Linked DNA regions of Homo sapiens: region 1 is linked to region 2. The links are chromatin contacts, found by Hi-C in ENCODE. All regions are on one chromosome and are shown on one strand. The core of a region is the stretch at or near the end of the contact, and the rest is flanking DNA. Distances in the headings are between cores, read along the strand shown.

Evidence for each region. A loop is a pair of places that touch in the nucleus more often than their neighbours do. Pooled maps may share reads with other maps.
Region 1: a loop to region 2 is called in a map of CD8-positive, alpha-beta T cell, with 8 times the contacts of the local background. The contact joins the promoter of QSOX2 here to the promoter of WDR5 in region 2. A Hi-C loop is called at or near these places in 2 of 168 maps with a recorded cell type or tissue (CD4-positive, alpha-beta T cell and CD8-positive, alpha-beta T cell) and 4 of 50 pooled maps.

The regions. Positions count from the first base shown.
Region 1 is chr9:136,243,691-136,248,932 of GRCh38, forward strand. It overlaps QSOX2 (quiescin sulfhydryl oxidase 2), which reads right to left and starts at 2,122. Exons shown (of 12, transcript NM_181701.4): 1 at 1,786-2,122. The coding sequence starts at 2,113. RefSeq lists silencers at 1,650-2,059, 2,090-2,359 and an enhancer at 4,157-5,011.
Region 2 is chr9:134,134,795-134,139,706 of GRCh38, forward strand. It overlaps WDR5 (WD repeat domain 5), which reads left to right and starts at 1,288. Exons shown (of 14, transcript NM_017588.3): 1 at 1,288-1,406. WDR5-DT (WDR5 divergent transcript) reads right to left here and starts at 1,188. Exons shown (of 2, transcript NR_186420.1): 1 at 392-1,188. RefSeq lists enhancers at 329-438, 1,345-2,269 and silencers at 629-798, 1,239-1,418.

The DNA of each region.
Region 1 (5,242 bases), core at 872-3,371, 2.1 Mb after region 2:
TTCAGTATTTTATAGTTTGGCTTTTTAGCCAACAGGACCCTCTGCCTGGGCTCCCTGAAGCCCTCTCCCTGCTGCCTGGTCAGGTCACCGCTGTCTTTCACTTTCAGCCATATCCTCCTCCAGTCTCAGTCTCAGGCACAAGCCTGTTCTTCCTGTCGTGACTGGGAAGACAGTCAGCCTCACTAAAGGAGGCTTACTGAGTTGAGTTCATCACACCACTGGGTATGGACGTTACTGTGTGGCTCTCAGGAGGGGCCTTCCTTCTGAGCTCCAGGGACAGTTCTCAAGGCTGCCTATGTGCTGCTTCGGTTACAGAATTTGCAATATTTGAATCTGGTACGATCTTTAGACTTCAGCGACTCAACTGAAAAAAAAAAATCAAAACCAAAACCCACAAAAAAAGTGACCAAGTCCTGCCAGGGCCACCTGCATTTTAATGAACATATCTGTTTCTGCCACTGAATAACACACAAGAACTGAAGGGTTCCCTACGTGATTGAATTACTTGTTTGTTTTCCTAAAAGCAGTGTCTAAAAACCCCACTGAACAGTTTTTCTGTCCATCTCTTCCAGTCTCTGACCTCAGTTCTGAGTCAGGTCAACAGGGACATAAGAAAACATGAGATCAAAGAGGAGGAATCCATTAGAATCAAAAGGCCCCAGCTCTCTAAGAGGAGAATGCATTTTAAAGATAACCATTTACAGTAACATACAAAAGCCCTACTTAGACTTGAAAAAAAGTTTCTTTACAAATCTGTTTGCGATGAGAAAAATACAGCAGGATTGGGTGTAAGGCATAAAAACAAAGGTGCAGGAAGAAAGAGTAGCAATTTGTTACAGATCTTGCCCACTGAAACATGTAATTTGAGGTTAGCACAACACAGGAAGTCCTGCCAAACCTCACTGGGTCGGGAGGACCTCCTACTTCAGTGATTTAAATACCATTTTAAGGGAAGGGTGTTGTGAATGCCCCCTCCCACGCCAACTCTAACCTGTAGAGCAGGCGAGTAACTTCGTGACTGGTTAACAACGTGCGACCAGATGAAAGCACTAAACAATAAAGTGCGGAACACTACCAGCAGTTTGGTGAAAGATTTCTCAAAGGCTGTGCATCTGTGATCAAGGAGCCCACCAATGAAATTCTTTGTAGAGTTAAAAAAATTGCTTTATAGGTTGTTTTGGGGTATTATAGAGAAGTCTCCAGAGTATTTGGACTTCTAAGTTGTGGGTTCACTTTGAGCACCCACTATATGGCCAGCGATCCGAACCAGAAAGTTAATGATGAAGGTTCAAAGGGAATGGGGTGGCTACGAGTGTGGAATAGGAATGAGGGATCCTCAGAGAACAGGAATTCTGGGCACTGGGGATGGGGTGTGTGGACGCTAGGAAACAGGTAGGGTAGGAGGCCTGGAAGGTCAATGAAGTTCTTGGGGCTCAAAACATAGGTATTTTGAGAGCTGGGATACGGGAGGGCTTCCCTATCCCCAAGCGTGCGGTGAGGGCTGCGGGAGAATGGTTTCATTTTGACTTCAGACAGCCCAACTCGTCAGGATCTAACGGGGATTAACTGGGAGAGACATGGGGAGCAGCTGGCTTAGTCTCCCGCCCCTGGAAAGGCCAGGGTTGGTCCGAGTCGGGTGCCTCTGTGGGGCAGGGACTGGCTCTGCGGTAAGGAAAGAAATACGGGGGAGGGGCCCCGGGACCCGCCTTCTGGGGCGGTCGCAAGGGGTCCCGGAAGGCCGCGGTCCCGGGGGTCGGGGGGTCCCCGCGCGGGGGCGCGCCTCACCTCGCACATCCCCAGCCAGGGCCCGCCAAGTGGGCGCGTAGCCGATGCAGTGGCCACACCACGACGAGTAGAACTGCACGAGCCACGCGGCCGAGCTGTTGGCGGTGGCCCCGCGCACGCTGCCGCTGTCCAGCACCCACACGGCGTCCTCGCCCGCGCGGTACAGCCGCGCCGCACCGCCCGCGCCCGGCCCCACCGCCGCCGCCGCTAGCAGCACTAGCAGCCGCGGCAGCCGTGCGGCCCGCGGCGGGGGCGAGCGCCGGGCTCTCAGCGCAGGTCCCGCTCCGATTCCCGGGCTGCGCGCCACCGCCGCCCCGGCCGCCGCCATGTTGGAAGTGCCGCCGGCGCGCTGAACTTTCACCCTGGCAACCACCGTCACGTGCGCCGGCGCGCCCGGCCCCGCCCCCGCGCGCCCAGTTCTGTTCCGCCCCGCCCCCTCACGTCTGACCCCGCCCTCTCTCCCCGCCCCCGCCCCCGCCCATGCGTGGCAGCCCCGCCCCCAAGAGTCTGATGACGCCATCTCCCCGCCCAGGCGCGGCAGGCTCCGCCCAGGCCCCGCCCCACCCCGCCGCGCGTTCCCCAAACCCCTTCCCTGAACAGGGCCAGGTGGCCACATTTAGCAAATGGAAGTGCACGACGCCAGGTTCAACGTGAATTTCAGACAAACAGTGAGTCGGTTTTTCAGCCTAGGTCTGTGCCATGCCTGAAATACAAATTTAACAAGACATTCTTAGACGTAAAAAACTATTCCGGGGTTCTTTTACTTGGCAACCCCACCTGGGGCTTCAGAGGGTCTGCAAGCCAGCCTCGACTTTTTAATATGATATTGGAACGCTTAGAAAATGCAGCAAAACATCCACTCAAAGTCAGATGTGTTGTGTGCTACCTTTTAGGATGTTCCAGTCGAATGCAGCTTCACGGTTTGGAAATGAAATCATATGACTTTTTTGCTTCATTGAACAGGATACCTGATTTTTTTTTTTGTTCCTATTCCTAATTTTTACACATGTCAAGATTTTCTCTGAACTGTGTGACCAAAACAAAACAAGGGAGTGGGCGAGCCTGGGCAACATAGCGAGAGCCCATCTCTTAAAAAAAAGAAAAAAGCCGGGCATGGTGGTGCACACCTGTAGTCCCAGCTACTTGAGGGGCTAAGGTGGAGGATGGCTTGAGCCTGGGAGCTTGAGGCTGCAGTGAGCCGTGACTCTGCCACTGCACTCCAGCCTGGATGACAGAGCGAGACCTTGTCTCAAAATAAATAGATAACTGTATTGTGGGGTTCTGTGTAAGATTTTGTTTAAAAGGTTTTGCTGCTAACAATGGTTAACCCCAGATGAGAGGATTCTCCCCAGAGGGCCCCTGGCCAAGGCGTCTGCTCCCTTTTCCTCACGTCCTGCGTCTCCCTGTTCATGTTTCCTTCCATCACCCACGTTTCCTGGCTTCTGCTCTGTGCCAAGCCCTGGAGACAAATCAAGAACAAAACCGAGCCCCCAGTGTCCCTGGCCTGCATTTGGGCAGACCCCAAACAAACCAACGCGTAAAGCAGCCACCGCGTGCTATGAAAAGCAATGAAGCCGGACACGGAAGCAGGTGCCAGCAGGGCTGCCGTACAGAGGAGGGTGGGGAGGTCTTTGAGAAGGTGACCCGAATGGAGAAGGAGGTGAGGGAGGAGGCACACATGCAAAGGCCCTGGGGCAGAAGGGTGCTGAGCACGCTGGAGGAACAGCAAGGAGCCGGACCTGGTGGGAGCGGAGCAAGCTGGGGGAAGCGTGGGAGGGAAGAAAAGCTGAGAGCCCGAGCGAGACCCAGGGGGCCTCACAACCTGGGCCGCAGACTCAGACTTTGATGCTGAATGGGGGGGTGGCCACGGAAGGATCGGTGCAAGGATGCAGCTCTGCCCTTCTAGTTGCAGAGTAGGAGGGGCAGGAGGGGAAGCAGGGGACCTGGGAGGGGCCGCCGCCTCCTTCCACAAGCTGGAGGGACTCCGGGGAGGGGTGAGAGGCAGTGCTGGTGGAGGGGTCGGCTGAGTCTGGGTGGAGGCAGAGGGTGTCACATTCGCAGAGTTTGGGCCAAAGCAACCAGAGGAATGGGGTTGCTTACGGCTGAGACTAAATCCTGCAGCGGCGAGATGGGAGAGCTATGCTGGGGAGGATGCCATGAGTTTGCTTTGGACCTGTTACATCTGAGCAGCCTTTTCAACCTCTAAGGGAGGTGTCAGGTCAGGGTTTAGAAGTGGGAGTCGAGTCTGGAGCTCAGCGCTTGAGGCTGCTTGAGGTCCCCCGGGGAGGCTGTGGGACAGAGGGGAGGGCCACACACTGAGCCCCAGGCCTCCAGAAGGAGCAGCAGCGAGGTGGCAGGGGAACAAGGAGTGGAGGAAAGGAGGCTGATCTGGCTGAGACAGAGGACGTCATGAGCCCAACTGGAGGGGCACATTCGGAACATCGGGGCAACACCTCACCCCAAACCTGCTCGGTGAAACGGAGCCACCCCTGGGACCAAGCTTAGCCCAGCACTTAGAGGCCACACCCCAAAACAACCAGAGTTTCTCCCATCTAAGGCAGGGCGGGGGAGGGGAAGGGGTTAGGATTGAATCTCGGAGTCTACGTAAGAGCTGTCTGTGCTGAGCCAGATCCTGCCCAAAGCCTGCGTGAAATCTGCCCCCCACCCCACCTGCAGGAGAGGCATCGCACGTCGCTGTGGCAAAGGCCAGGTGACTGCAGGCGCGGTTAGCGTGCGTGCCGCGGAGCGAGAAAACACGCGGCCAGTGGCCATTTTCAGATGCCCTGACAGAGACAGCTCTGGCTTCAAAGAGATCAAAATGCGGGGAGATCACATCTCAGACATGATGAGATAAGGCACTGTGCAGGCTGAGGCAGCAGCATCTTGGACCTAATCTGCTGTGTTGGATCCTGATGAGCCTGATTCCGGGAAGGCCTCCAAGATTTCCAGTTGATCTGTTGTTCCCTGTGTAGAGCAGGTACTTGCCGTAAATCCCACCCTTAGGGCACAAAGCCTTGATGCTGTCTGCTTCAGGTTTCTGCACGTTCCTTCTAAACCAGCCTCCCCTATGGCAGATAAGCCCTGGGCCTGGGGGTGGTGGCGGGATCCCGTCTGTCGGTGCCTCCAGAGACACAGATGTGGCTTCCATTTGTAAGTCCCTACTAAATGTTTCTTCCTGAGAAACTGGACTTGTCAGCCTCTTTCTTCTGCCTCTCAGCCTCCTCCATCTTTGGGGCAGGTTTGCAGAGGCCTACCCATCGTGGAACAGGTATTGATATTCCTGTTTTACAGAGGGAGAAACTGAGGCTCAGAGGGCTGACTACTGTGTGAGGTGAAGGGCACATGGCATGTATGTGACAGAGAGGAGGGCCTCAGGCCCACGTGCCTCCCAGAACCCAGGAGGGCCCACTCTGATGCTTGCATTGGAGACAAAGACAGAACCCAGCTCTGAGCCGCC
Region 2 (4,912 bases), core at 38-2,537:
GTGGACGGAGATAAAGATGCGCTTCTTCATCCGAACTGGGTTTGCTAACCTGTGACTGTCACCACTCCATGCTCCAGGGCACCTGGCCCAAGGGATCCGGCCTCTTGGGCACACAAATCCATATGGAGCCCTGAAGGACCAGACAGGGACCTTGCCTTCTCTGTGTCCTTCCTGGGAAGGGGACTCCAGACCAACTGCCAGTCTTCCGGTTCCACCTCTCTGACAACCGCTCACCTCACCCTCCTTGGCATTTTTATTTCAAATGCTCTATCCCTTTGTTTGCATGGGTTCCTGTGTCATATTCTGTGTTCCCATTTTTAATTGGAGAATAAGGGACTGTATGTTATTCTACCCACAGGCCTAGCTGAGGGGATAGGGAGGCCATGCCTACCTCCAAGGCTCTAAGAAGTGAAGCAGGCGGCGAGAATGTGCAGTCGTTGAGGCCAGAGGACCGGGCCTCAGCTTCTCCTTAAGCCCCTGAGTCCTCCTCTGGGGACCACCCCCTTGTACCTGGAGGTGAAAATGCCCGCCCAGGAGGGAAGGGCTGGCCCCGGGAGAGCCCGCTGCGAAGTGAGTTTGCGCACTGCGGAGCGGGCGCGGGTGACTCCAGAGCGGCCCTGCCAGTCCGCGGGGCTGGCGGGGAGCAGGTTCGTGCACCGCGGGCTCTGTGCATGCAGAGGCGGGAAGAGCCCCCAGCCCGGCAGCCGGCCCCGCGGGAAGGCGCAGCCCGGGCTTCCGAACCCTGTGAACGCGCAGGTTCCTGGTCTTCCAGATGGGCAGGAATCGTCCTGCCCGCCCGGGGTGGGAGGCCACATGGGGGCACTGCGCCCGGGCGCGGCCCCAGGTGCTTTCCAAATGCCCACTGCCGCTCTCATCCGTACCAGCGATGATCAAGAAGGGGCCTGGTCGCCCGGGGAGGTGCCCCGGCCCGAATCGACTCCGGAGACAACGCCGGGCGACGCCACCTGCGCAGGTCCCGGAGGGCCGCTGGTGTCTGTGTACAGGGCGTGCTGTCTGTGGAAACGCGAGGGCACACTAGCACTTTCCTGTATGTATTATTATACTTCAGTTTTTAGGAAGTGCATTAGAAGGGCCTGCACCAGTCAAATTCGGGGATTAAAGCTTTTAAGCGGGAAGCGCGCGCCCCGTGCTGTCCCTTTAAAGCGTTGGGCCGGCCCGAGGCATTCTGGCCGCTGTCGCTGCCCGTAGCGCTCCTCCGAGAGGCCGGCTTTGTGAGCTCGCCCCGCCCCCCGGACACCGCCCCCTCCCCTCGCGCACGCGCACTGCGCCCCCGCCGCCTGGCGCCCGCCCGAGCTGCCGCCTTGTCGAGCTGAGTCCGCGCTCCCGCCCAGGCGGCGGCCGACGCGACGCCCCGAGCGCCCGGCCCCGCCGCCGCGGCCCGGCAGGTAAGCGGGCAGCCGCCCGGCCCGGGGAACACAAGGCGGGCAGCGGGGCGGCGCCAGAAGCTTCCAAACCGCACCCGGCCGCCGCACGTGTTCCCCGCCGGGCCTCGGGCCAGGCCCAGCCCCGGGCGCTGCTCCCGCTGCAGCGGCCCCGCCCGGGACCCCCGCCCCGGCCCCTCGGTGGACGGCCGCGCGCGCAGTTCCCTCCACCCGGTCCGCCCCCACTCGCGCCCCCACCTCCGCCTCCCCGGCGGACCGCTGACAAGGCCAGAGCGCCGGCACTGGGTCCTCTTTCCCGCAGGCAGCGTGCCCGGCCTCACATCGCCCCTCTCCCTCCACTGCCCCTTCAGGGAAGGACCCCAGACCCACCAAGCCACTCAGTCCCTGGACGAGGTGCGCTTCCCCTCCTCGTAGAAACGCCCCCAGCCCGCTCCCGCCGCTCACCCCAACCCGAGGCAGCCAGGCTGCAGCTCGCTAGGTGGGGTCCTGGGGTGCGGGTCCTCGGTCCTGAACGGTAGGCCCACCGTGCCTCCTCGCGCGGGGCCGCAGACCTGTCCTGGCCGGTCTGCGAGAGCCATTTTGAGCGGTTACGTTCCCGGACCAAACAGAGGTCGGCCTGTTACATCGCTAACGACACTCCCTGCTGTCTCGCTTGCAAGTTTCCACTCACCCCGGTCCGTTTACCCATCTCCTCAAATGCTAGTTTAATCTGTGACCTGGGCAGGTGCTGTCCTAGCCGGTGGGGAAGACAGGAAAGCGAAGGACCCAGGCGGGGAGCCTGTCCAGGATCTCAGATAGGGAGAGCCAGGTCCCCACCTCTGTTGGGCCGGCCACCCGGCTGGTGTTTAAGATGCAGATTAATTCCTGTCTTTGCACACAGTATGCTTTTCTGACTGCATGTCACAGGCAGATTCCTGGGCTCCACCTCAGGGACTGAGGGACTCAGGAATCGGCCTGTGGCATGCAGTCCAGGAGGGCACACTGAGGTTTGGTTGCTCGGCTTCAGGTGGTCAGGCTTACCTGGATGAAAAGCAGTGGCTGCTAGGAGGAGCCAGGCAGCATCTGGTCTAGGGGCCGCCAATTCATCACCGTTCCCGTAACCTTGGCCCCCGCTTTCCTCAAGATCAAGTCTCCAACCTTCCTGTTCTCTCAAAAGGATTGTTCCACAGAGACACCTGAGTGTTCATGAAAATGCCAAGCCTTGGCCCGGCGCGGTGGCTCACGCCTGTAATCCTAGCACTTTGGGAGGCTGAGGCGGGCGGATTGCCTGAGGTCAGGAGTTCGAGACTAGCCTGGGCAACATGGCGAAACTCCGTCTCTACTAAAAATACAAAAGATTGGCCGGGCGTAGTGGTACGCGCCTGTAATCCCGGCTAAACTGGAGGCTGAGGCGCAAGAATTACTTGAACCCGGAAGGTGGAGGTTGTAGTGAGCCCAGATCGTGCACCTGGACTCTTTGGACTGTGTCTCAAAAAAAAAACAAAAACAAAAAAAAAACACGCCAAGCCTAGACCCCACCGACGTAGAAACTTGGTGGGTGTGTTGGGTCAAGAAATTGCATTCCCCGCCACCCCCCGACGGAGTTTCACTGTTTGGCCCAGGCTGGAGTGCAGTGGCGCAATCTTGGTTCTGCCTTCTGGTTTCAAGTGATTCTCCTGCCTCAGCCTCCCGAGTAGCTGGGATTACAGGGACCGACCACCACACCCGGCTAATTTCTGTATTTTTAGTAGGGAGGGGGTTTCTCCATGCTGGTCAGGCTGGTCTTGAACTTCCTGACCTCGTGATCTGCCCACCTCAGCCTCCCAAAGTGCTGAGATTACAGGCGTCAGCCACTGTGCCCAGCCATCATATTCTTAAAAGTCAAGTTAAGGTTGTTTTGTTTGTTTCTTTTACATGTTCATGTTTTTTGAGCCCAAAGGTTGGGGCAGGTTGGGCTTGAGCTGGGAGGGGCTGGACACCTTTTTTGTAAGACCGCCTATCTGTTGTTCCTCCTCTGAGGGTGTTTCCAGGCGTCTAGACTCACCCAGGTGAGTTGATGCTGACAGGAGCTGCTCGGCCTTCTGAGCTGCCTATTTCGCCTTCTGTTCCTCTGGTGTTTCGCTTGGGTAGGGCATGGGCACAGTTCACTCAGCTCTGGCCCTGGCCTGGCTGTCTAACGCTAGGACTGTTATAGTGGACTTTGCAGCTTTTTGCTTGGATTTCCTTAGTTCCTCTCTCTCCCTGTATTTGTCCAGCCTGCCAAGGAAAATGCAGCAGTTGGGTTAAATTGGCATGGCTAGGTTGCACTAATGACAAGTACCACGTAGCTGGCATTTACCGAGGACCGGTTTTGTACTGGCACTTTGTCCCCTGGGCAGCGCTACAGGGCCTGCCCCTCCTCTCCCCCTCTCTTGTACTGTACTCGGCCCTAGATGCAGCGTGATCCATCTTTGCGCAGGGAATCTTTGCTGCAGGTGAAATGGAGCGGTGGCCACACCTGTTCTCTGCAAAGTGGGTGTTGTAATTTCTCTGCCTTCCTCTTGGATGAAGACTTTGAGACATGCTTTTTAATGCCTTCCATTTCGCGTTAGTGTTACAATCAGCCTGTGCAAGATTTCAGTTCCAAGCTCCAAGCTAGAATTTACAGTGTGTAAACTCATTAGATTGATGGTAGTGCTAGCTTCTGGGATTCCGATGGCCAGTGGTATTTGCAAGCATGTCTCAGTGGCTTTCCCTTTTAAAAATGCTGTCCCTCCTTTCCAAGTAACCTGTTGTGCTTTTATGAGATGTATTGAAGTAATGAATCTATTCCCATGGTAGAGGAAACTAGCTGCTTACTGTACAGATTTGGGATAATTTTCATTGTCAAGGTGAAACCGATTGAACTGCAGTCTTTTTTCGTTCCCCTGCAGTGTGAGTCCTGCTCGTAGAATATCGTTGGTGTACTTGAGGCTGCTTTTCCAGAAGGCAGGATGTGGAAATTCCAGCAGGCAGAGCTGCCTCTGGCTTGCTCTCATCTCTGTGTTTTGTGGCTCCTCACTGAGTGCGCGAGCCCTGTGAGCTGTTAGCATGCTGGAAGGCAGCCTCGGGCCAGCAGCCTGTGCATGGAGGCACTGGAGCCCCCCCATGAGGCGTAGACCACTGGGTGCCCGTGCTTGTGTTTTCAAACGTGGCTGTGAACGTGATTGCGTCACTTGGGGTGCATTTTAGGATTTGGATGTGATCCCAAATTTCTACACCCTGAAGCTCAGTCTTCTGTCATTTGGCGTGTTAGCTTTCTGTCAGGAAACCTTTTGCTGTTCTTTTTTTAATGTGTCCAGGGCTCTTTGAAGAAAACTGCATTTTGTTTGCACAAACTGCTGCATTCTTACAGACTTCTGGATAACAAAATAAGAAGCACGCTTGAGGGTGGGGTCTTTCATTATGATGACAAAAGGGGAGAGCGCAGGGGTGTCAGCGGAGCAGCTGGAAAGTATTAGCAAGGACTTAGGGGAATTAATAGGGTCCTCAATTTGGAATGGTTTGTTTGC